Regions from separate parts of the Homo sapiens genome. Here regions 2 and 3 are each linked to region 1. A link is a loop called in an ENCODE intact Hi-C map of the cell type or tissue named here. Cell type or tissue: IMR-90. All regions are shown on one strand.

What was found. Peaks named below come from ENCODE experiments on the same cell type or tissue, not always from the same donor. Only the 100,000 strongest peaks of a DNase experiment are listed, where the experiment ranks them.
Region 2: a loop joins it to region 1, with 5 times the contacts of the local background. A loop is called at or near these places in 1 of 110 quality-filtered maps.
Region 3: it touches region 1 in a loop (6-fold over the local background); 1 of 110 quality-filtered maps calls a loop at or near these places.

The regions. Positions count from the first base shown.
Region 1 is chr21:16,519,628-16,527,627 of GRCh38, forward strand. The region is part of intron 6 of MIR99AHG (mir-99a-let-7c cluster host gene); the gene reads left to right. Among named protein-coding and RNA genes, the nearest start is that of MIR99A, 15 kb to the right of the region's middle. In IMR-90, no CTCF peak of the experiment used is centred here; a DNase peak (open chromatin) is centred at 3,104.
Region 2 is chr21:17,041,058-17,049,057 of GRCh38, forward strand. No RefSeq gene overlaps it. Among named protein-coding and RNA genes, the nearest start is that of LINC01549, 390 kb to the right of the region's middle. In IMR-90, a CTCF peak has its summit at 4,362 (motif pointing left); no DNase peak of the experiment used is centred here.
Region 3 is chr21:17,267,379-17,275,378 of GRCh38, forward strand. LOC107985511 (a long non-coding RNA gene) reads left to right here. Exons shown (of 4, transcript XR_001754975.1): 4 at 2,914-3,783. Among named protein-coding and RNA genes, the nearest start is that of LINC01549, 170 kb to the right of the region's middle. In IMR-90, a CTCF peak has its summit at 3,053; no DNase peak of the experiment used is centred here.

The DNA.
Region 1 (8,000 bases):
TTGAGCATATTCATTTGACTGTGGAGAAACATACTTATCAAATAATCCAGTTGCAATAAGGGAATAATGAACAGGTATTTTCAGTTCTGGGGGTCATGCCCTACCCAGCAGTACTCCCAATTAATGGTTCAAATATGGGATTGGCTCTTCACTGGGCAGCTCTGGCTCAAGCTTCACTTCTTTCCAAAGGCTTTTCCACTTACTTGAGGTGATGCAATTGATGATGTCATATGTACATTTGATATTGAATCAAGAAAGCCCTGATGATGCCTCCCATTAAATAGAAAGAAATGTCTTGAATATTTATGATTTTGTTATTTAAGTCTGAATAAAACCTTTCATTTGCTAAATGGTTGTTCTTATAGCCCATCCTTTCCTTTAAATCTGAAATTAGTTAATACATAAAATATAACTCCTAAGTGGTCAAGAAAGATGCCAGACTTCCTAGACTGCTATACTTAACATGCAAACCTCACTTGGCATGTAAACCAGAAAATGAAATATTGTGAATGGTTACCGTAAATGTCTTCTTAAACGAAGTCCAATTAATAAAACAACTAATAGTTTTACTGGTCTGCAACATCTTTGACTACCCAAATTTATTCATTTTAAACTTGACGTGATTTATCATTTTTAACTCAATACAGCACTAGGACCTCTTTAAAATTTCATAGAAAGAAAGGATTTATGACATATATTTAAAATTTATTGGCTAATTTTTTTTAAAAATTTCAAATCAATTTATTTCAGGCCATTGTAATCTGGTTTATATGGTCCCAGAGGGATGACTGTGGAAACCCAAATTCTTAGACCAGTCAAAACCCCACTGAATCTGCCAGACAAAGATTGAATGAAGACCTGAAGGCCAAATCTCTAGATCTGAGAAGACAAAATATCTAAAAGCAGCAGAAGAGGCATTATACAAAATTACTTAGAAAAAGCCCTTATATTAAAAATTACATATTATTCAGTTTCTCTGTTTTGGAAAATTAAAAATTAAATGTACAATTTTTATATTTATTACAAAAGTAAGGGTTAAAACCCTAAACCACTTAAAACACCAGTTTTACCACACACTTAAACACAGAACTCTTCCCCAATGCGTGATGGGTAGCATTATACTAGCAAAGATAACCGTACTTTATGAACTTCATACTTGTGTAAGTTGATTAGGGAAACTATTTTTAGAGTTATCAATCGAATCAATTCACATAAATTGCTTGGCACAATATCTGTACTTTAGAGGTGCTTAAAACTATTATTATTTTTCTATTTGTGTGTGTGTGTGTGTGTGTGTGTGTGTGTGTGTGTGTGTTTTTTGAGATGGAGTCTTGCTCTGTCGCCCAGGCTGAAGTGCAGTGGCATGATCTCCGCTCACTGCAAGCTCCGCCTCCTGGGTTCACGCCATTCTCCTGCCTCAGCCTCCCAGGTAGCTGGGACTACAGGTGCCCGCCACCACGCCCAGCTAATTTTTTGTATTTTTAGTAGAGACGGGGTTTCACCGTGTTAGCCAGGATGGTCTCGATCTCCTGACCTCGTGATCCGCCTGTCTCGGCCTCCCAAGGTGCTGGGATTACAGGTGTGAGCCACCACGCCTGGCCCTATTTGTGTTTATTAACTAAAATGTTTTAACTATAACTTTTAAGTGTGTTAATACATATTGACTCATGTCAGTAATGATAAAACCTCATTTCACTTTTTGGTTGGTGTTTTAAGAACTTATGTTTATTTAAAATTCATCATTCCACTATGCAGCCATCAAAAGGAATGAGATCATGTCCTTTGCAGGGGCATGGATGAAGCCATTATCCTCAGCATATATACATTATTACCTCAAAATATACATTATTACCTACTATCATTACCTGCATTTAGGCCTTGCTTTTAAATTTCTCTTTGTGATCGACATGGTTTTCTTTCTTTCTGACAAATTAATTTCAATATCCTTATTATTGTCATCAACTACTTTACCCTCCTGCTTTGCATGCCATCTCTGCCCCTCCATCCATCCCTGTCAAGTGCCACCTACAACCACAGCACACCATACCACAGTGTTTCTTATAGGCTTTTTTATTTTTTTCTGTTGCCTAGGCTGGAGTGCAGTGGCACCGTCTCAGGTCACTTCAACCTCCGCCTCCTGGGCTCAAGCGAGTCTCCCGCCTCAGCCTCCTGAGTACCTGGAATTGCAGGTGCCCATCACCATGCTCAGCTAATTTTTGTATTTTTAGTAGAGACGAGGTTTCACCATGTAGGCCAGGCTGGTCTCGAACTCCCAACCTCAAGTGATCTACCTGCCTCAGCCTCCCAAAGTACTGGGATTACAGGTGTGAGCCACTATGCCCTGCTTCTTATAGCCTTTTTTATTAATCTATTTTTTCCCAACTTCTTGGTCTAAATAAATCTGAATTTTTCAACTAGTTTGCCTCATGCAATTTTCTCCTCTATTGATTCTCAAGGCATGAATCATCAAAGCGGTCTTGTCAAAAGGAAACATTATTTTTTTACTAAAATTATGAAGAAATTGAAGCAAATGTGATTTCAAAGACCTAACTTTATCCAATTTTCTACTTTTTTCCAAGCTCTACATTTTCACAGTAAAACTTCTGTTTTATCTTTTAACAACATGATAAAGAAAAACACAGATGGAAGAACATTGAGGGGGAATTCCTAAATGGGAGCAGTTAGCAGCTATGAAAATGTAGATATTCAAGAAGAAAAGAAAAAGTAAGCAAAACTGAATCATGAGACCATAGAAGAGTCAAAAAAATGTCAATTTATCTCAGCTTTCTGCAAACTACAACCCATGGGCCAAATTCAAGGTCTGTTTTTGTACAATCTACACATTAAGAATGGTTTTTACAATGATACGTGTTAGAAAAATGTTTAGAAAGTCATATTTTATGATGTGAAAATTGATAAAATGTTGTTGTCCATAAATAAAGTTTTATTGGAACACCATCACACTTTCATTTATGTATTTTCTATGACTGTTTTTATGCTGTAACAGCAGAATTAAGCAGTTGCGACAGAGATCATATGACATGCAGCATGTAAAACATGTATTATCTAGCCCTTCATAGAGAAGTTTGCTGTCTCCAGATTTAGAACATTCCCCTAAGTTAATTTTCCCAGCTGATTACATCACTGTTTATTGAGTATCAGCTCTGGAATTTCAAGTTCAAATAAACCAAGGAGTACCTTCAGATTTTTTCATTAGAGTTTTTCTTTACAGTAACACAAGGTGGGAGCAAATAACCAGTAAGAGCAGTTACCTTCGTGTATCTGTCATTTTACAAAAAATTAACTGTTCATTTTGGGATAACTGTAGACTTATGCAGTTGTAAGAAATAAAACAGAGTTAGGTTAATCTTTATCCAGTTTCTCCAGTGCTAAAATCTTGAAAACTGTAGTACAATTGGAAAACAACGAAACAGTTGTACAAAACAGTACAACTGAAAACAATATTATAGCCCAGATGTTAACATTGATATAGACAAGATACAGAATGTTTCCATTACTATTAGAATCCCTTGTGTTGCCCTTCTATAGATACACCTGCTTCTCTCTCAATCCCATCTCTGCCTTCACTCCTTAGCAACTTACCTGTTTTCCATTTCTATAATTTTAACATTTCAGGAGTATGAAAATGTAATCACAGAATGTGATCTTTGGGGATTGGCCTTTTTCACTCAGCATAATTCTCTTGAAATCAACCACATTGCTGAGTTTATCAATAGTTTGCTTCTTATTGAGTAGTATTCCAGGGTATGAATATACTACATTTTAACCACTCATCAGCTGAAATACATCAAGGTGGTTTCCAGTTTGGGGCTATTGTGAATAAAGCTTCATGTATAGATTTTTCATGTAAATAGAAATTTTTATTTTGGGGGAATACATTCCCATGAGTCAAATTGCTGGACCATATGTTAAGTGTTTGTTTCATTTTTAAAATAATTTGGCAAACAATCCCCAGAGTGGCTGTATCATTTTACGCTTTTGTTAGTAATATATGAATGATCCAATATACTCACCTACATTTGGTGTTGCCACTACTGTTTTGTTTGTTTATGTTAGACCTTCTAACAGGTATGTGGTGATATCTCATTGTGGTTTTAATTTGCATTTCCCTAATGTGCTTGTTTGTCATCCATATAGCCTCTTGGGTAGAATGTGTCTTATATGTTTTGCCCATTTGCCATTTAGACTGTTTGATTTTTTGACTGTTGAGTTGTGAGAAGTCTTTATGTTTTCTAGATACTGGTCCTTTTTCAGATAGATGGTTTGAAAAGATATTCTTCCAATCTGTGGCTTGTCTTTTCATTCTCTTAATGGAATTGTTGGGTAGGAAGTGTAATTTCTCCTCGACGCTCATAAATTCATAGTTCAAACAGACTTCAGTAGCAAAAGACAAACAAGAGAAAAACAATCAAGTTTATTAATATGCACAGTGCCTATCACTCGGGAGAAACTTCAATGAAAGGTAACACAAGGGAGTGGCTTAGAAATCTGGTTTATATAGAATCTTCGACAAACAACAATGTATTTTAGAGAAATGACATGACAAAGAAAAGCAGTTTTAGGCTTCCAGAGGCAGGAAGCTGTGGGAAGTTAAATATATAGAAAAAAACTAATGGAGTAAGATTTGTTTGTAGATTCCTCTGGTGCCATCTCTCAGCTGATAAGAGTTGTTTCCAGAAAGGATTTATACCTTCTCCTTACATGGAAAAGGGTGAGGATAGACAGAGCTCTTCCTTTGTTGGCTGTTTCGTGATTGCCTTTAGCTCAACAATATTTGTGTCACAGAGGCACATTTTGGGGTGACATCTCTGGTTTCCTTCAGAGTATTTTATGGAGCAAAAGTGTTTAATTTTGATGAATCAACTTACCAATTTTTCTTTATGTATAGTGATTTTGTTATGAATTCCAGTAACTCTTTGCCTAGTTCCAGGTCCTAAAGATCTTGTTTTGTTATTTTCTAAAAGTTTTATAGTTCAATGTTTTACATTTAGGCCTGTGATCCATTTTGAGTTAATTTGTATGTAAGATGTGTTATGTAGATCAAAATTCTCCCTCTCTTCCCCTTCACTCCCCTCCTCTCTTTATTTGTCTCTCTCTCTTCCTCTCTCTCTCTCTGTCTCTCCTGTGGCTGTCCAATTGCTGTGACACCATTTGCTGAAATGACTATCTTTTTTCTATTGAATTGGTTTTGGGTCAGTCATGGCTGTAATCCCAGTACTTTGGGAGGCCGAGGCGGGTGGATCATTTGAGGCCAGGAGTTCGAGACCAGCCAGGCCAACATGGCAAAACCCCGTCTCTACTAAAAATACAAAAAGTTAGCCAGGCATGGTGGCACACGCCTGTAATCTCAGCTACTCGGGAGGCTGAGGCAGGAGAATAGCTTGAACTTGGGAAGTGGAGGTTGCAGTGAACCAAGATCGTGCCATTGCACTCCAGCCTGGGTGACAGAGCAAGACTCCGTATCAAAAAAAAAAAAAATGGTTTTGTATCTTTGTCAAAAATCAGTTGTTTCTTGGGCATGTATATACGAGCCTCGTTCTAGGTTCCCTGTTCTATTCCGTTGATTGGTGTGTCTGTCTCTCTGCCAATACTGCCACACAGTCTTGATTAGAGTCACACAGTAACCTACTACTATTTTTATTATTACTAATTTATTTTACATATATTATTAGGTCTAATGTTAGTATATTATACTAGTTAAAAATCAGTCTTTACATCAAATAGACTAATTCCTGCTGCTATATATTTTTTCCCAAAATTGTTTCAGTTATTCTAGTTCCATTACATTTCCAAATACATTTGGAATACTTTTATCTATATCTATAATAAATCTTGCTGGGGTTTTGGTCAGAATTGAATTAAACGTGTATATCAATTTGGAGAGAACTAACATCTTTGTTGAGACTTGCAATCCATGAACATAACAATATCTCTCTCCAGATCTCTTAGGTTTCTTATCAGCATTTTGCAGTTTTCATCACACAAGTCCTGTACATGTTCTTTTATCTACACCTAACCAGTTCATTTTTTTAGCAATTCTAGATAATATTGTGTTTTTATCTTCTTGGCTTATTGCTGATCTTAGGGAGAAAGCATTTAGTTTTTTACCATTAAGTATAATGTTAATTATAGGATTTTTTTTGTAAAAGATCTTTATCGAGTTGAGAAAGTTCACCTGTGTTCCTAGTGGTCTGAGAATTTTTAGTCATGAATGGGTGCTGAATTTTGTCAAGCGCTTTTTTTTAATTTTTGCTTTGATTGATATTATTATGTGATGTTTCTTTTTTAGCCTGTTGATGTGGTGAATTGTACTGATTGATATTTGAATATTAAACTGGCTTTGCATCCCTAGAATATACCTCACCAGGTCACTGTGTACTAGGTTGGTGCAAAAGTGCTTGCCATTTTGGACCATGAATTTTGAATCATTAAAACTAGGCTCAAACACATCTGTATTAATCAAAGTAAGAACCATTACAATCAACACAATTTTGCCAACAAGAAATAAGTTTGTTTACTCCTGTAGCATAAAAATCCGTGCTTTGAGATTCGAGGAACTTTTGGAAAGCACTTTCTGCATCCTGCTGGTTGTGGAAGCGTTTTCCCTGCAAAAAGTTGTCAAGATGCTTGAAGAAGTGGTAGTCGGTTGGTGAGAGGTCAGGTGAATATGGTGGATAAGGCAAAACTTCATAGCCCAATTAGTTCAACTTTTGAAGCGTTGGTTGTGCAACATGCAGTCAGGCATTATTGTGGAGAATAACTCGGCCCTTTCTGTTGACTAATGCCAGCTGCAGGGATTACAGTTTTCAGTGCATCCTATCGATTTGCTGAGCAAACTTCTCAGCTATAATGGTTTCACCAGGAATCAGAAAGCTGTAGTGGATCAGACCGGCAGCAGACCACCAAACAGTGACCATGACCTATTTTGGGTGCAAGTTTGGCTTGGGGAATTGCTTTGGAGCTTCTTCTCAGTCCAACCCTGAGCTGGTCATCACAGGTTGTTGTATAAAATCCACTTTTCGTCACACGTCACAATCTGATCAAGAAATGGCTCATTGATGTTGTGTAAAATAAGTGAAGATGACACTCCAAAACGACGATTTCTTTGATTTTCACTCAGCTCATGAGACACCCACTTATCGAGATTTTCACCTTTCCAATTTGCTTCAAATGCCAAAAGACCATAGAATGGTCGACGTCGAGTTCTTTGGCAACTTCTCATATAGTTGTAAGAGGATCAGCTTCTCAATTGGTCATTGTTAACTCCCAATGGCCAGCCAATATGCTCCTCATCTTCAAGGCTCTTGTCTCCTGTGCAAAACTTCTTGAACATGACTGTACTGTAGGCTTATTAGCAGTTCCTGGGCCAAATGTATTGTTGTCGTTGATGTATTACCCATTTTGAACTCAAATAAGAAAATTGCTTGAATTTGCTTGTTGATTAATGTTATTTCCATAGTCTAAAATAAATGTAAAATAAACAGCAAGTAATAAGTCATTAGTAAAAAACATAAAGTGAGAAATGCCCATTAAAATGATGTATAACATAACCACATTTATTTAAGAATGTATTTCTTTTTTTTTTTTTTCTTTTTTTTTGAGACAGAGTCTTGCTCTGTCGCCCAGGGTGGAGTGCGGTGGCGCGATCTCGGCTCACTGCAAACTCCGCCTCCTAGGTTCACGCCATTCTCCTGCCTCAGCCTCCCAAGTAGCTGGGACTACAGGTGCCCACCACCACGCCCAGCTAATTTTTTGTATTTTTTTTTTTTTAGTAGAGACGGGGTTTCACCATGTTGGCCAGGATGGTCTCGATCTCCAGACCTCGTGATCTGCCCACCTCGGCCAGCCAAAGTACTGGGATTACAGGCGTGAGCCACCAAGCCCGGCCAAGAATGTATTTCAATACAAATGGCAAATTCCAACCATGTACTCACCTAATATAATTCTTTTTTATATATTGATGAATTTTATTTGCTAAT
Region 2 (8,000 bases), 520 kb after region 1:
GAGATATCAGCTTCTGGGAGGACTTTTGTCCCTTGTTATGTTTCAATACTGGTGAGAAATCTTCACTGAGTAGCAGTAGCTGTGGTCACTTGATGTAGAGGGGACAGAGCTTGCTAATCCCTTTAACACATTAACTGTTAATGCTATTATTACTCATGATGTTACTGTTCTTTGGAACCTGTTTGTACTGAAGCAATATCTTTACGTTACTTTTATTTTTTATTATTTGTCTTTAACTTTTATTTTAGGGTTTAGGGGTACATGTGCAGGTTTTTTATATAGGCAAATTGTATGTCACGGAGGTTTGGTGCACAGATTATTTCACTACCTAGCTAATAGACGTAGTGCCTGATAGGTAGTTTTTTGGTCCTCACCCCCCTCCTACACTTTACCCTGAAGTAGGCTCCGTTGTTTGTTGTTCCCTTCTCTGTGTCCATGTGTACTCAATGTTTAGCTCCCACTGATAAGTAAGAACATGCTTAAACTACTTACTTACTGCTGATTATATCATTACTCATGGTGCTATATCATCCATCATGCTGCCGATAAATATCCGCACTCATTGTCTCTCTCAAAAGTTCTACTATGCTTTGTTGATGATGACCATAAGTGCAAGTCTTACCCAGAGGATGCAAGAAACTAAATGGTAATTTGCTTTCTGGTCATGTTATATTTGCCATTTGGAATTCAATATTGCAGTCACATATCAACATATTTTCACCCGCTCACTTCTACATATTGCCAAAAGCAGAAAGGATAGACAAGTCTCTATGTGGGGTGATAAGAATGACCTCATTTTGTACAAAGAATATCTGTCCGTTGTCAACCATGTGTTAAGACCAACCCAGGAGAGTATGACATCAGTGAAGCATTAGTGTTAAGGAGAAAATAGTCTTAAAGTCCTCAGAGGACGTAGAAGGAGACAGGAGCTGAGGCCATTTCTGGAGGATTACCTGACATGCAGCATGGAGGCTCAGAAGGATTGGGGTAACCGCTGTGAATGTCAGTGGTCGGTCTGCACAGAGTAAATGATGCCTGCTTGTTACCTCTGTGTATGAGTGCGAGAGACTGGAGACCGCACTATTGTCGGAACAGATATGTTCGTGAGCCATTGTGTTAGCCCACACTGTTGCTTAAGCCTAAGGGGTGGTAATGAGCATGGGCGGCCCACAGCCTTAAAGTCTTCCTGCAGTCCACAATGTGCATGAGGGTCACTCAAATTCAGTGTGTAAACACTAACACAGCTGTCCAGTCTTATGCAACCATGCAAACAAATAGACCACCACCACCACCAACAAAAAACCCATCACTCTGGCCAGTGAGCATGATCTTCTTGCCAGTCTGGGCTCCTGGAACTAGGACCTGGAATGGGGATCAGGGACAACTCCATAGGAACAGAGCTCAGAGCTCCTTGTGACATCTGGTCAACCTCACCCACTGAGTAGAATATTGAAAAGTGTCCCCCCGGAAGAGAACTGGGGCTCAGTTCAGACTCAGATGCTTCACATAAAATGCACTGAATTCTCAGATATGGGAGAAGGGCTTAGAAAATGTGAAAATGACACACAAAGGCATAAAACTTTGTTAATCTCAGACCAGGGAAGGGGCCTGGTTTGCATGGACTTAAGAAAAGTAGTCTTGATAATAAAGCTCTAATGTTAAAGGGCTGATGAACGGACATAAACCTTGGTCAATGTTAATCTCTTTCAACAGTGCTTAAAATTTCTTTTTGATTAATTCATGACAATAACGGTATGTATTTGAGGTCAGGTTAATTAAGTCTTTAAGTTCTTCAGAACAGACTGATCTCTGTCCTCTCTACATCAGCATTGCTTTCTTTTCCTCATGGAGGAAGAAATGAGGTTATTCAAGAATGATGCATTTGACAATGAAGAACAGGAAGAGATGGATCCTAGACCTGAAGCTAAAGAGTTAGTGCCTCAACCCTGTAACAAAACTTCATGTGCACTGAAGGAACAATATTTTTAAAAAATAAGTACCCTTCCCTACTTCTATTTTAAATCATCATTAACAAATCACTATTCTTCATGTGGAACCATACATTTTTTAATAAATTTGTAATCAAATTGCCCTTAGTTCTCTCTTTCTCCACTATGAGGGCATGAAACTTATGGCCCTCCACAGAGAGGGCCATAAGACATAAGAAAGTTGTCAACCATTCCAAATCATTATCTAGACAGGTGCCTCCCAAAAATATTTACCTGGAGGACTTCAAACCCTAGTGGTGGACTTGATTATCAATTCCCTTCCAGTAAATCTCTCTCTCTCTCTCTCTCTCTCTCTCCTGTTCCCCACTCCTCAACCTCTCCTCTATTCCAACTGGTATCTCATAACTATCAGTGAAGCTGGAATGAGAGACTACATCTATGATCTCATCTGATGATTTTATGTCCTGATTTTGTCCTGATTTTTTTAAGAAACAATTATTGTTGACGTTTGGAATCTTACCACAGGGCAGGAGGATAGACATAGCTAGGGTTTACTGATGAAGAAGTTAAAGTCTTGTCTGTCTCATAAAGCTAACTGAATAACAAATGTATCGCTTAAATATCCAAACGGTGTAGCTGGCTTATTAAAATGGTGTGGGCTGAGAGACTAATTGTGACCTCTTTCCTCGTTATGTTTTTGCTTGAAAAAGTACTCAGCTTGCTTTCGGTTGTCCATATGTTGGTGAAGATGCCTGATTGTATGAAGCTAAAGTCTTCTAAACAACAAAAGTTGAGGGTGACTTAAAACTGTAATCATTTAGCTTTGGAAATAAACTTTGTGGAGAGGAAATTAATATTAACTTAAAATGCTGGAAAAAGCATAAAGAAATCAATCCATACCTACAAAGTGTATTTCTTGAAATCTTGCTTATGATATTTTCCTCTAAGATATATATCTATATAAAACTAATTTGAAAATAATAAATTCCCCACTATATTTTAACAAATATTTTTAGGTATTTTGTTTAAAATCCTTGACTGTTAGGCTGCATTGTCTGTTTTGCTTCTTTACAATAACTTGTGCTTGAGGAATACAGACCTGCTAAGGTTGATTGGGTGAAAGCCATTACATTTGGCAAAGTGCCTTGGATAAATCAACGAATTCCTGAAGGCCTGGCCTTTAGATTCAAACCTCTGTTAGCACGTAAGAAGGAAGCAACGTGTCATTTCTGAGTGACATGTTGTCCCAAGAAGACATAACATCCAGCTCCATTCTACCACCTAAAAATGGCTCTTGCGAGCTCTCTTATCTCCTGCCCCCCCTCAACCCGTATCTTCCTGTCCCCATTAAACTCTAATGCTTTATCTGGTATGAGTGAGAAACAAATGGTACTCAGCAGAAACCTAGATAACTGATAAGTCAAGGTCAGTGGTCCCAAAGAGAGCCCCTTTAGTTTTCTCCTTAAAAGAAAAAGACAGCTGAAAAAAGCAGATTTCACAAAATGGGAAATGGAAAACATATTGTATGCATTTAAAATGGGTGATTTGAATGCAAAGGAAATCCCTTTTGCCCTTAGTTCTCTCTTTCTCCACTATGAGGGCATGAAACTTTAGAAGGTACCGAGAGGGCCATAAGACATGAGAAAGTTTCCAACTATTCCAAATCATTATCCATATGTGGATTTTAAAAACCGTTATTCCTATGAGATTGTTTTTTAATTTCTAAGGCTCCATAGGGCATTCTTTGTCTTATATCCTGTATTCCTCCTTTGTTTGGATGTTATAAAGCAGTACTTAAACTCTATAGTTCATTCTGATGAATAGTTTTATTTACTCAGGAATATGATCTTCATCTCAAAAGAACTAGATGTAGCATTTGATACAAAGGTCACCACTGCTATATTGCTTACAAATTACGAATTTAATAGCACTTCTGTCTTCCTCTTTACCCCTACCATCCATATAGGACTAGTGTGAAAGAAAGACCTGTTCTTCTGGCAGGTTGAATATAAAACACTGGAGTTTTTGTTTAAATGAAAATCGTTTCATTTTTCATTTCTGAAATCAAACCAATGGCCTCTCAGTGGTTCAATTAATGCATATGAAAACTTGATGGAAGCTGTAACTTACTACTGCTGTTACGTTATTCTTTAGGAAATATGATATTTTAAAATACATTTTCAATTTACCACATTCTATGCTAAAATATTTTAAACTAAAATTTTCTATCTATCAAAGATTATAGCCAATCATCAAGTAATTAAGAGAATCTGTAATATAAGTCAACAAGTCAAGAAGATCAAAAAGAAGAAAAACTGTGATCCCTGCTCTGTCCTATGTAGTTGTGGGTTCAGTGAGAGGTATGCTTTCAAAAAACAATCATTAATAAATTATGAAGAAATCACCATTTAGACTGCCCTCTAGTGTTTGTAAATTCAAACCCAGATTGGATGTGAAGCAGTGAAGAGACCAGAGAACACATAACCCATGTCACTGAGTATCCACTGCTGGCTCCAGCCAATATTTTCCAAGTAGGACTGTGGTCCTTGATTTGCCAATTCTTCTGGATTCTCCAAAATGTCAGTTCAGGTTTTGTATTGAAATCTATCCATTTATCAATGTTGGCCCCTAACTCCATTTTTAAATATAACGTTCTGTGAACCAAACTAAAAACATCTGCAGGCCAGATGTGGCCAAAAAGCTATCAGTTTGCAAGCCCTATTCTAGATTAGTGACTTCTAACCTTGTTTACTATCAGCAACTTTCAATTATTCATGGCTTCTGCATTTAACATTCATCCCTATATATCTCCCTCTCCCTTCTACTTATTTGCTGGGGTGTGATGGGCTCTTCAATACAATGTTTCCCAAAAAAACGCCACTTAGTCTGTGGAAATATACTTCTCTAAGCACATAATCACGATTCAAAGTTATAATAAACCCTATGACATATCTGTAGGATACAATTTGGTGAGGATGAGAACAGTCAAATAGATACACAATTGAAAGAACTGTAAGTAAAATATTAATAGTGAATTCCTCTGAGTAGTGAGAGGATGAGTACATTTAAAAAGATAAATATCTGTGTTTTGGCAATAAATTAATATTATATATATATTCATTGCAAGAGTTTTCAATTACTTAGCCTTTTTGGCTATGATCAAGTGAAAGAGTTTTCAGAGTACGTTTCTCTGGGTGGTGAAGGAGAGGGATGTATGGGGAAGAAAGTATTAGAAGAAAATTTATTTTTTCTGAAAGAAATTGACAAGATTGATGATGTTCATGCCTTTTCAAACATGAATATGTATCTTGCCATTTAAAAAAATTATAAATGTTGTAAGCATAAAAACTAATGTCCATCAACAAATAAATACAATTTAATTATTTTTCTTTTTATGCTTACAATCCACTTTGACAAGTTGGAAAAAAAATGTGTTTTGTCTCAGAAAACCCAGAAGAGAATGTCCACAGAGTGAACAGACCTATCCCGTGGAAATTCACATTCACTAATTCAGATTGTGTTTACTCCTCCAAGCTTCACCACCTTCTTCCCAAAATTAAATGACCACATCTTTATAAAACAGTGTTAACTGTTATTTCACAGGCATTTAAAAACATTTGAATAAATTATGGCACACAGATGAATGCAGATGGTTAAGAATAAAAATTGTATTCATTTTCAAGTTGACTATTAAATTTCTTTTTAAATTTACCCTTTATTTTTCTTTCAAGAGAACCTCCTGCTACTTTTCTGTCTCACAGTCATATCTTTTCTATCTTTTCTTTTACTGTTTTGCCTTTTCTTTCCTCATTTTTCGTTATTTTTCCACTTATGGGTGGATTTTGACTACAAGTGACAAAATGCCTAAGAGTGATTTTAACAAACAGAATTAATTTTTCTTTTTCTTTTTTTTTTTTTGTTTTTTTGTTTTTTCTTGAGAAGAGTCTCCCTCTGTCGCCCAGGCTGGAGTGCAGTGGCGAGATCTCGGCTCACTGCAAGCTCCACCTCCTGGGTTCACGCCATTCTCCTGCCTCAGCCTCCCAAGTAGCTGGGACTACAGGCACCCGCCACCATACCCGGCTAATTTTTTGTATTTTTAGTAGAGACAGGGTTTCACCGTGTTAGCCAGGATGGTCTCCATCTCCTGACCTCATGATCCACCCACCTCAGCCTCCCAAAATGCTGGGATTACATTGTAAGCCACTGCACCCGGCCAAACAGAATTATTTTTTCTCAAAAAACGAGAAGTCAAAAGATTGGCATTTTCTAGCATTAGTTTGACTGTTCTGAGATGCCATCAGGACCTCATATCTTTCCATTCTCTCACTCCACCATTATAACAGTGCTGACTTTCATCTTCATGTTTGTTACTGCATGGTTGCAAGCTCCAGTTCATGCTACAACTTCAGATATTGCATCAATATTATAATGTAGAAGAAATGTGAAAAGCAGTACTAGACACTCTGTCCTTTCATCAAGAAAGATAAAGCTTTCCCAGAATCCCTAGGAAACATTCACTTTGATTTTATTGGTTACATATAACCATTCAAACCATTAGAACTATAAATGTCACATGGTCAAACCTAGCTGCAAAGGAAGCTGGAAAAGAGAATATACACCTGAAGATATTGTTGCATCATATAAAATCCAGGATTTGTTCACATAAGAAGAGGAAAGTATATATTGGATAAGCAACTAACAGTACTTGCCACAATGACCTACTCAAAGGGTAGCAAATATTGCCTATTTTTATATATTCACTAATTCAATTGGGCTAACAGAGGACCCAGTAAGACCCTTACATAACTATTTGAAAAATAAATTTAAATAATCTCTAATTAGTATAATGGGTGTTCTTAGTGCAGTGGGTACTTTTAAAGTGCTTTGTGGCTTTTGATGAAAATTGTCTTAGTATTTAAAACTTTTTCTTACCCAATTTTTTGTTCCCATCGAATTAGCAATGCTGTAAAGAAAGGCATCTTATTCCATTTTTTGTTGCTATAAAGGAATACTTGAGGCTGGGTAATTTATAAAGATGAAAAGTTTATTTGGCTCGCAATTCTGGATGGCTGGAAGGTTAAGTACTGGGCCACAGCATCTGGTGGGGGCCTCGAGCTGCTTCTAGTCATAATGGAAGGTGAAGGGTGTAAAGATCATGTGACAAGGGAGGAAAGAAGAGAAGGAAGGAGGTGCTGGTTCTTTCTATCAACCAATTCGCAAGAGAACTAATAGAGAAAGAACTCACTTAGCCCTGTGGGAACACATTAATCTATTCATAAGGGATCTGGCTGTATGATACAAACACCTCCCATTAGGCCCCACCTCCAAATTGTATCCCATTGGGGATCAAATTTCAAAAAGAGATTTGGAAGGAACAAACAAACCATATCTAAGCCATAGTAAAAGGAATGGCTTTTCAAAGGTAAAATTTACTAAGTGTATTAATATTTTACCAATTTCCAGCCAGGAGAGTATGAATGTTGCATTATTACATTGCTTTGAAACAAAGCATTAGTCTTAATTCAGAAGTTTAAATTCAGATGTTAACGTTGCATATTTAATAATGCACAACCAGTACTAAAATCCTCATTGAAATGACAAATAATTTTATTTCGAATCCCTTATAGAGGTTCACAATGTTTTAACAATGTAGTTTTGACTAAATAGAAGTAGTCAAAACCTGTCAGATTGGAAATAGTATTTATAAAACATAAACAACTCGTAGTAGGATCCCACATTGCCAAAAATAATAATAATGATGATTTCAAACAATCCTGATCTTCTGATTTGCAAGATTGGTAAATTCTTTCAGGAAAGAAATTGCTTAACTCAGAAGTTCCCACGGTTGCTTTTCTATTCTAAATCTTCTGGGATGTAGAGATGTCAAGATTGTGAAAGAGTTTAAATCACTTTTTTCTCCCACTTATGCCATACATCTTAACTTTTCTCTCTTCCTTCAGGTCTTCTCTGTGCTATGCAGATTGTTCCTTACCTCTCTCCCTTCATCCTTTCTTTTTCCTTGTCACCTTACCAATCTACCAATTGTTTCCC
Region 3 (8,000 bases), 750 kb after region 1:
CTCTCCATAGATGATGAAAATAACTTTCTTTGACTACCAAGAAATATATAATCAAATTTGTAGACCACTTTTAATTTTTTAAAAAAATCCTGGATCTGTATTTTTTACCTTCCTGACCTCTTACTATAATTTATCTTTTCTCTGGTCCTGAATCTCTGTAAGCTGACTTGCTTTCAGGGGAATGACACTGTGCACATAATACAGCATCACCTGGGTCTTCCAAGATTTGGTCTCCACCATCACCTCACCACCACCCTGTCCCACCTGTCCACAAACAGTTTGGAAGTTTCCTCTTTTCAGCTTTCCTCTTTCCAAACTTAAGCTTCCGTATGTACAATGTAGCTCTCTCCTACTTAAAGAAAAATAAATTCAGAGTGATCCTCCTAAAGTTGTGAAATAAGATCAGTCTGTAGTTTTTCCATCTGTCCTCCGTTGAGTCCTCCTGGTCAGGCTCCCAGGACCTCCAACATGTGAGATTTGTGCCTCTACTTGACCCTTGGCATCGAACCAAGCCAAATTCCTCTTCAGATGTAGATGGGCAATGTTTTCTAATTTACACAGGGCTTGTACCTTACCCCATTTACTCAAATAAATAATAACACTTAAATTTTCTACATTACATGCACACGTTTCTCAAAAAAATTATCTACGGAATTTATCTTAATTGTATTTATTTTAAATATTTCTGGGAAAGCATTCCTAGGGAAGACTTCTTAGTTCCATTTATTGTCAAAGAGGAAATGGAGTGGGGCCTTTTATTTTTTGTGTGTGTTAAATATAGAGTATTAATTGGTATAAATATTCCGGGTAGAATTTCTAAATAAATTCAAAACATGCTTTGTTTTTAGAAAAGATACATATTAATGCCCTAAACCTAAACTAAAACTAAACCAGATGAAATGCTGTGTCTTAACGCAAGTCAGGCACCATTTACTTGCCTCCCAAAGTTTCCAGTCAATCTACCTTCAAGTTGCACAGTGCTTTCCATTCAGCAGGAATGGCTGCTGTTCTAAATGCTGAAGATTTTTATTTTCTCATTTATATCCTTTTAACAAGTAATTAATGGGTTTAAATACCTTCCTGCATGATTACAATTTTCTCTTATTAGCTTTTAGCTGTGTGTGATATTCAACATCCATTCCTCTTTGTTTTTAGAAAGTACTTTTTAAAAATCTGAAGTTTAAACACAGGGTATAAAATTTCTATTTGTTTTATATTTCCATAACATCAAATAATAATCTCTCTAAACTTATATTTTGAAATACAAAATACTTCCTTCTTCCTCTGGATCAACAAAATGGGTTTAATTAATCTTATGCCCTTATTTAAGGTTTTAGGAAATAATAATCGCCATTCTTTAGCAGGCAAAAATTATGGATACAGTAGTTACAATAAATTAACTCAAATGATCTCACAAATGAAAAAATTTTCCCGGTTAAGAGTGTAAAAACTCTACTGTCCTAAATTGTCTCCCAGTCACACTACTGTTACTTAAACAACATATCTCAGTAAAAGTACAGACGTCATTTCACATTTGTCAACTCACTAATTTAATAACCACATGAAAAGGCAATAGAATTATAAAACATGTCATTTTTCCAATACTCTAATGAAATTTTTCATGTATATGAAAATTCACTTACTTGATTATGCATTTTCATTACTATTACTTTGAAAATTTATCAAAACAAAAGGAGTTGTATCGTAGCCAAAAAGACTTTTTAAATATAAAATTTGGTCTAAGTAAGATAATATTTTATAATAACATGAACTACGAAACTACAACTATATATATGAAAAAATATTGATTTTGGTAAAAACTTTCCAGCTTGATCCAAAAAATTTTTTATTTTTAAAACAATCTATATCTAGTTACTTATCAACTGATTTCCAGTTGTTCAACTGACTATAAACTGCTTTTTGTTTACAAAAATAAATTATGGTAACAATTTAAGTACTAAAATATTTGAGGTTTTTCTTTAAGGTTAATGTAAATTTAGTGCTGACATTTTAAAAATTACTATTAAGATGGCCATTGATTACAATGATTAGTGAATATAATCAAAATCATGAAACCAAATTATTTAAGTGGACAAGCTGCTGAAGCAATCATATTCATTTAGAGGTGAGAAAGTGCAAGTTGTCTTTTTAACTGAAATCACAGTAAAATCAAGAAAAAAAAGAAACTCCCATTCACATTCTAAGTAAAATTACATGACCAAAAAAAGTTATTTGCATATATAAAAATGCTTTCAAACTAAGGTGGATGTGTGCATAGAAATCCCTATGAAGAACCCAGATTTTGTTTCTGGGAAAAGTTAGCACATTCTCCTGGCAAATCTTTCAGAGTCTATCATTAAATTACCAGCTATAGAGAAGGCTTTTACCAAGATAGCTAAATTTCTAGTTGATAACTTTAAGATTTGTTTAAAAAAATAACTTCAGTATTGCAAATAATAAGAATTAATTTTTCTTTCTACAGACTAAAAGGTTTTGTTATACTCCCAAATCTGTGCCATCTTCTGCCTGACACACTATTTAGAGCTGCTCTTTTGTGTTAGTTGTTTTTCAAACTTCACTAGATGATCTCAGGAACCTCTAGGGATTTAAATCATCATGAACAAATGATAGCGTCAGACTGATACGCTATTAAAGCAAAAGATAACTTACATTCGTAACACTAGTTATAAATAATAATAGGACATTAGAGAGTTTTATTAGAAGAAAAATTGCCTGAAAAACTTCCTCCTATTAGGTTAACCTTCTAGAATTTCTCAAACAAACCAAATTATTTCTGCAAAATCAAAGTCAATACCTGAGTCTGTTTATAAAAATCACCAATTCACAATGCAACTATTTTTTTCTTTTCATTTAACATTTTTAAATGATTTCTTGTCTTCTTTTGTGTTTTAGCTGAATTTGTGTGCAGCACATTGTTGCTCCAGCTTAAAAACCTCCTGTGTGGTAAATGCTTGGCAGCCCTGGGGAAGGCAATGAACACGGTGAAATTCAGTGCAGTGTGGTAAGACAAGGAGAGCATGAATAATATTTGGAGATCTAGCACACCTTAGTGGAAACAATTATTATTACAACTGCTTTGAAGACATTTGAATTTTAAACTCCATTGTTTGTGAAATTCTATTTTGACTAAATAGAGGGACTTTGTTCAGGCTTTTGTTGTCTTTAGCATGATGTGTTTCTTTCCTAAACTCCACACAGATAAGAAGATAAATTTGATCATGAATTTCTAAAAGTAGAAATCATAGGTTTTTTAGAATTAGCATAAAATTATTGTACAACCCTCCATGGGCTATCAAATTGGGAGCAATCCAATTTTATTTGCCATCATGGTCACATATAAAGTGTCAGATTATTCTTGTTAGATGATTATTGTACATTTAACTTAGAAAAGCTTCTCAGGTCTGCTCCTGAGATGCTTGAAAGACTTTTGGTTTAAATAGGTTGCATATGTTCTGCTGTTAATGGCTGACCGTTTTTATTTCATATTACTAAAATGTAATCAAGAAAAAGAGAGTAGAAAATACATCGCAAATATTCAGTCTACTATCTAGACAATTTCAAAAGCTTTCAATTTTATCTCCTGTTCCATTATCTTCAATTGTAGAGTTTGGATAGGAAAAGAATTCAAAAATAAATACAAAACATTCATTCCAATACATGAAGAAAATTAGCCCTGTTCATGTACATTTTCTAATATGGATATGTTTCTAAAAATCAGAATATAATATTTATGGAGTCATTAGTAAAATGCACTTGATTATCTAAGAATCTCAACTGCTTGATGCTTGATCAAAAACTAGGTAGAAACTAAATCATGCCTATCAACAATTAAATATTTCTGAAAAGGGGACTTCCAAAATGGTAGAATAAGAAGCTCAGCAAATACTTTCCCTAAAAAGTGACAACAGGGGTGGAGCCAAGATGGCTGAATAGGAATAGCTCCAGTCTATAGCTCCCAGTGTGAGCGACACAGAAGATGGGTGATTTCTGCATTTCCAACTGAGGTACTGGGTTCATCTCACTGGGGAGTGTCAGACAGTGGGTGCAGGACAATGGAAGCAGTGCACTGAGTGTGAGCCAAAGCAGGGCAAGGCATCACCTCACCCGGGAAGCACAAGGGGTCAGAGAATTCCCTTTCCTAGTCAAAGAAAGGGGTGACAGATGGCACCTGGAAAATCAGGTCACTCCCACCCTAATACCGCACCTTTCCAATGGTCTTAGCAAATGGCACACCAGGAGATTATATCCCACGCATGGCTTGGAGGGTCCTATGCCCATGGAGCCTCACTCATTGCTAGCACAGCAGGCTGAGATCAAACTGCAAGGTGGCAGTGAGGCTGGGGGAGGGGAGCCCACCATTGCTGAGGCTTGAGTAAGTAAACAAAGTGGCTGGAAAGCTCGAACTGGGTGGAGCCCACCGCAGCTCAAGCAGGCCTGCCTGCCTCTGTAGACTCCACCTCTGGGGGCAGGGCATAGCCAAACAAAAGGCAGCAGAAACCTCTGCAGACCTTAATGTCCCTGTCTGACAGCTTTGAAGAGAGTAGTGGTTCTCCCAGCACACAGCTGGAGATCTGAGAATGGACAGACTGCCTCCTCAAGTGGGTCCCTGACCCCCAAGTAGCCTAACTGGGAGGCATCCCCCAGTAGGGGCAGACTGACACCTCACACGGCCAGGTACTCCTCTGAGACAAAACTGCCAGAGGAACGATCAGGCAGCAACATTTGCTGCTCAGCAATATCCACTGTTCTGCACCCTCTGCTGCTGATACCCAGGCAAACAGGGTCTGGAGTGTACCTCCAGCAAACTCCAACAGACCTGCAACTGAGGGTCATGACTGTTAGAAGGAAAACTAACAAACAGAAAGAACATCCACACCAAAACCCCATCTGTACATCACCATTATCAAAGACCAAAGGTAGATAAAACCACAAAGATGGGGAAAAAACAGAGTAGAAAAACTGGAAACTCTAAAAATCAGAGTGCCTCTCCTCCTCCAAAGGAATGCAGCACCTCACCAGCAATGGAACAAAGCTGTACGGAGAATGACATTGACGAGTTGAGAGAAGAAGGCTTCAGACGATCAAACTACTCTGAGCTAAAGGAGGAAGTTTGAACCCATGGCAAAGAAGTTAAAAACCTTGAAAAAAAATTAGATGAATGGCTAACTAGAATCACCAATGCACAGAAGTCCTTAAAGGACCTGATGGAGCTGAAAACCAAGACACAAGCACAAGCCTCAGTAGCCGATTCAATCAACTGGAAGAAAGAGTATCAGTGATGGAAGATCAAATCAATGAAATGAAGCAAGAAGAGAAGTTTAGAGAACAAAGAATAAAAAGAAATGAACAAAGCCTCCAAGAAATATGGGACTATGTGAAAAGACCAAATCTACGTCTGATTGGTGTACCTGAAAGTGACAGGGAGCATGGAACCAAGTTGGGAAACACTCTTCAGGATATTATCCAGGAGAACTTCCCCAATCTAGCATCGTGGCCAACATTCAAATTCAGGAAATATGGTGAACACCACAAAGATACTTCTTGAGAAGAGCAACTCCAAGACACATAATTGTCAGATTCAACATATTTGAAATGAAGAAAAAAATGTTAAGGGCAGCCAGAGAGAAAGGTCGGGTTACCCACAAAGGGAAGCCCATCAGACTAACAGCTTATCTCTCAGCAGAAACTCTACAAGCCAGAAGAGAGTGGGGGCCAATATTCAACATTCTTAAAGAATTTTCAACCCAGAATTTCATATCCAGCCAAACTAAGCTTCATAAGTGAAGGAGAAATAAAATCCTTTACAGACAAGCAAATGCTGAGAGATTTTGTCACCACCAGGCCTGCTCTAAAAGAAAAGTTTTAGAAGGAAGCACTGGAATTTCATGTCCAGCCAAACTAAGCTTCATAAGTGAAAGGGAAATAAAATCCTTTACAGACAAGCAAATGCTGAGAGATTTTGTCACCACCAGGCCTGCCCTAAAAGAAAAGTTCCTGAAGGAAGCACTAAACATGGAAAGGAACAACCGGTACCAGCCACTGCAAAAACATGCCAAATTTTAAAGACCATCAAGACTAGGAAGAAACTGCATCAACCAATGAGCAAAATAACCAGCTAACATCATAATGACAGGATCAAATTCACATATAACAATATTAACTTTAAATGTAAATGGGCTAAATGCCCCAGTTGAAAGACACAGACTGGCAAATTGGATAAAGAGTCAAGACCCATCAGTGTGCTGTATTCAGGAAACCCATCTCATGTGCAGAGACACACATAGGCTCAAAATAAAAGGATGGAGGAAGATCTACCAGGCAAATGGAAAACAAAAAATGCAGGGGTTGCATATCCTAGTCTGATAAAACAGACATCAAACCAACAAAGATCAAAAGAGACAAAGAAGGCCATTAAATAACGGTAAAGGGATCAATTCAACAAGAAGAGCTAACTATCCTAAATATATATGCACCCAATACAGGAGTACCCAGATTCATAAAGCAAGTCCTTAGAGACCGACAAAGAGGCTTAGACTCCCACACAATAATAATGGGAGACTTTAACACCCCACTGTCAACATTAGACAGATCAACAAGAGAGAAAGTTAACAAGGATATCCAGGAATTGAACTCAGCTCTGCACCAAGCGGACCTAATAGACATGTACAGAACTCTCCACCCCAAATCAACAGAATATACATTCTTCTCAGCACCACACTGCACTTATCCTCCAAAATTGACCACATAGTTGGAAGTAAAGAACTCCTCGGCAAATGTAAAAGAACAGAAATTATAACAAACTGCCTCTCAGACCACAATGCAATCAAACTAGAACTCAGGATTAAGAAACTCACTCAAAACTGCTCAACTACATGGAAACTGAAAAACCTGCTCCTTAATCACTACTGGGTACACAACGAAATGAAGGCAGAAATAAAGATGTTCTTCAAAACCAACAAGAACAAAGACACAACATACCAGAATCTCTGGGACACATTCAAAGCAGTGTGTAGAGAGAAATTTATAGCACTAAATGCCCACAAGAGAAAGCAGGAAAGATCTAAAATTGACACCCTAACATCACAATTAAAAGAACTAGAGAAGCAAGAGCAAACACATTCAAAAGCTAGCAGAAGGCAAGAAATAACTAAGATCAGAGCAGAACTGAAGGAAATAGAGACACAAAAACCCTTCAAAAAATCGAAGAATCCAGGAGCTGGTTTTTCGGAAAGATCAACAAAATTGCTAGACTGCTAGCACGACTAATAAAGAAGAAAAGAGAGAAGAATCAAATAGACGCAATAAAAAATGATAAAGTGGATCTTACCACCAATCCCACAGAAATACAAACTACCATCAGAGAACACTATAAACACCTCTATGCAAATAAACTAGAAAATCTGGAAGAAATGGATAAATTCCTGGAAACATACACCCTCTCAAGACTAAACCAGGAAGAAGTTGAATCTCTGAATAGACCAATAACAGGCTCTGAAATTGAGGTAATAATTAATAGCTTATCAACCAAAAAAAGTCCAGGACCAGATGGATTCACAGCCGAATTCTACCAGAGGCACAAGAAGGAGCTAGTACCATTCCTTCTGAAACTATTGCAATCAATAGAAAAAGAGGAAATCCTCCCTAACTCATTTTATGAGGCCAGCATCATCCTGATACCAAAGCCTGGCAGAGACACAATAAAAAAATAGAATTTTAGACCAATATCCCTGATGAACATTGATGCAAAAATCCTCAATAAAATACTGGCAAACCGAATCCAGCAGCACATCAAGAAGCTTATCCACCATGATCAAGTGGGCTTCATCCCTGGAATGGAAGGCTGGTTCAACACATGCAAATCAATAAATGTGATCCAGCAGATAAACGGAACCAATGACAAAAACCACATGATTATCTCAATAGATGCAGAAAAGGCCTTTGACAAAATTCAACAATGCTTCATGCTAAAAACTCTCAAT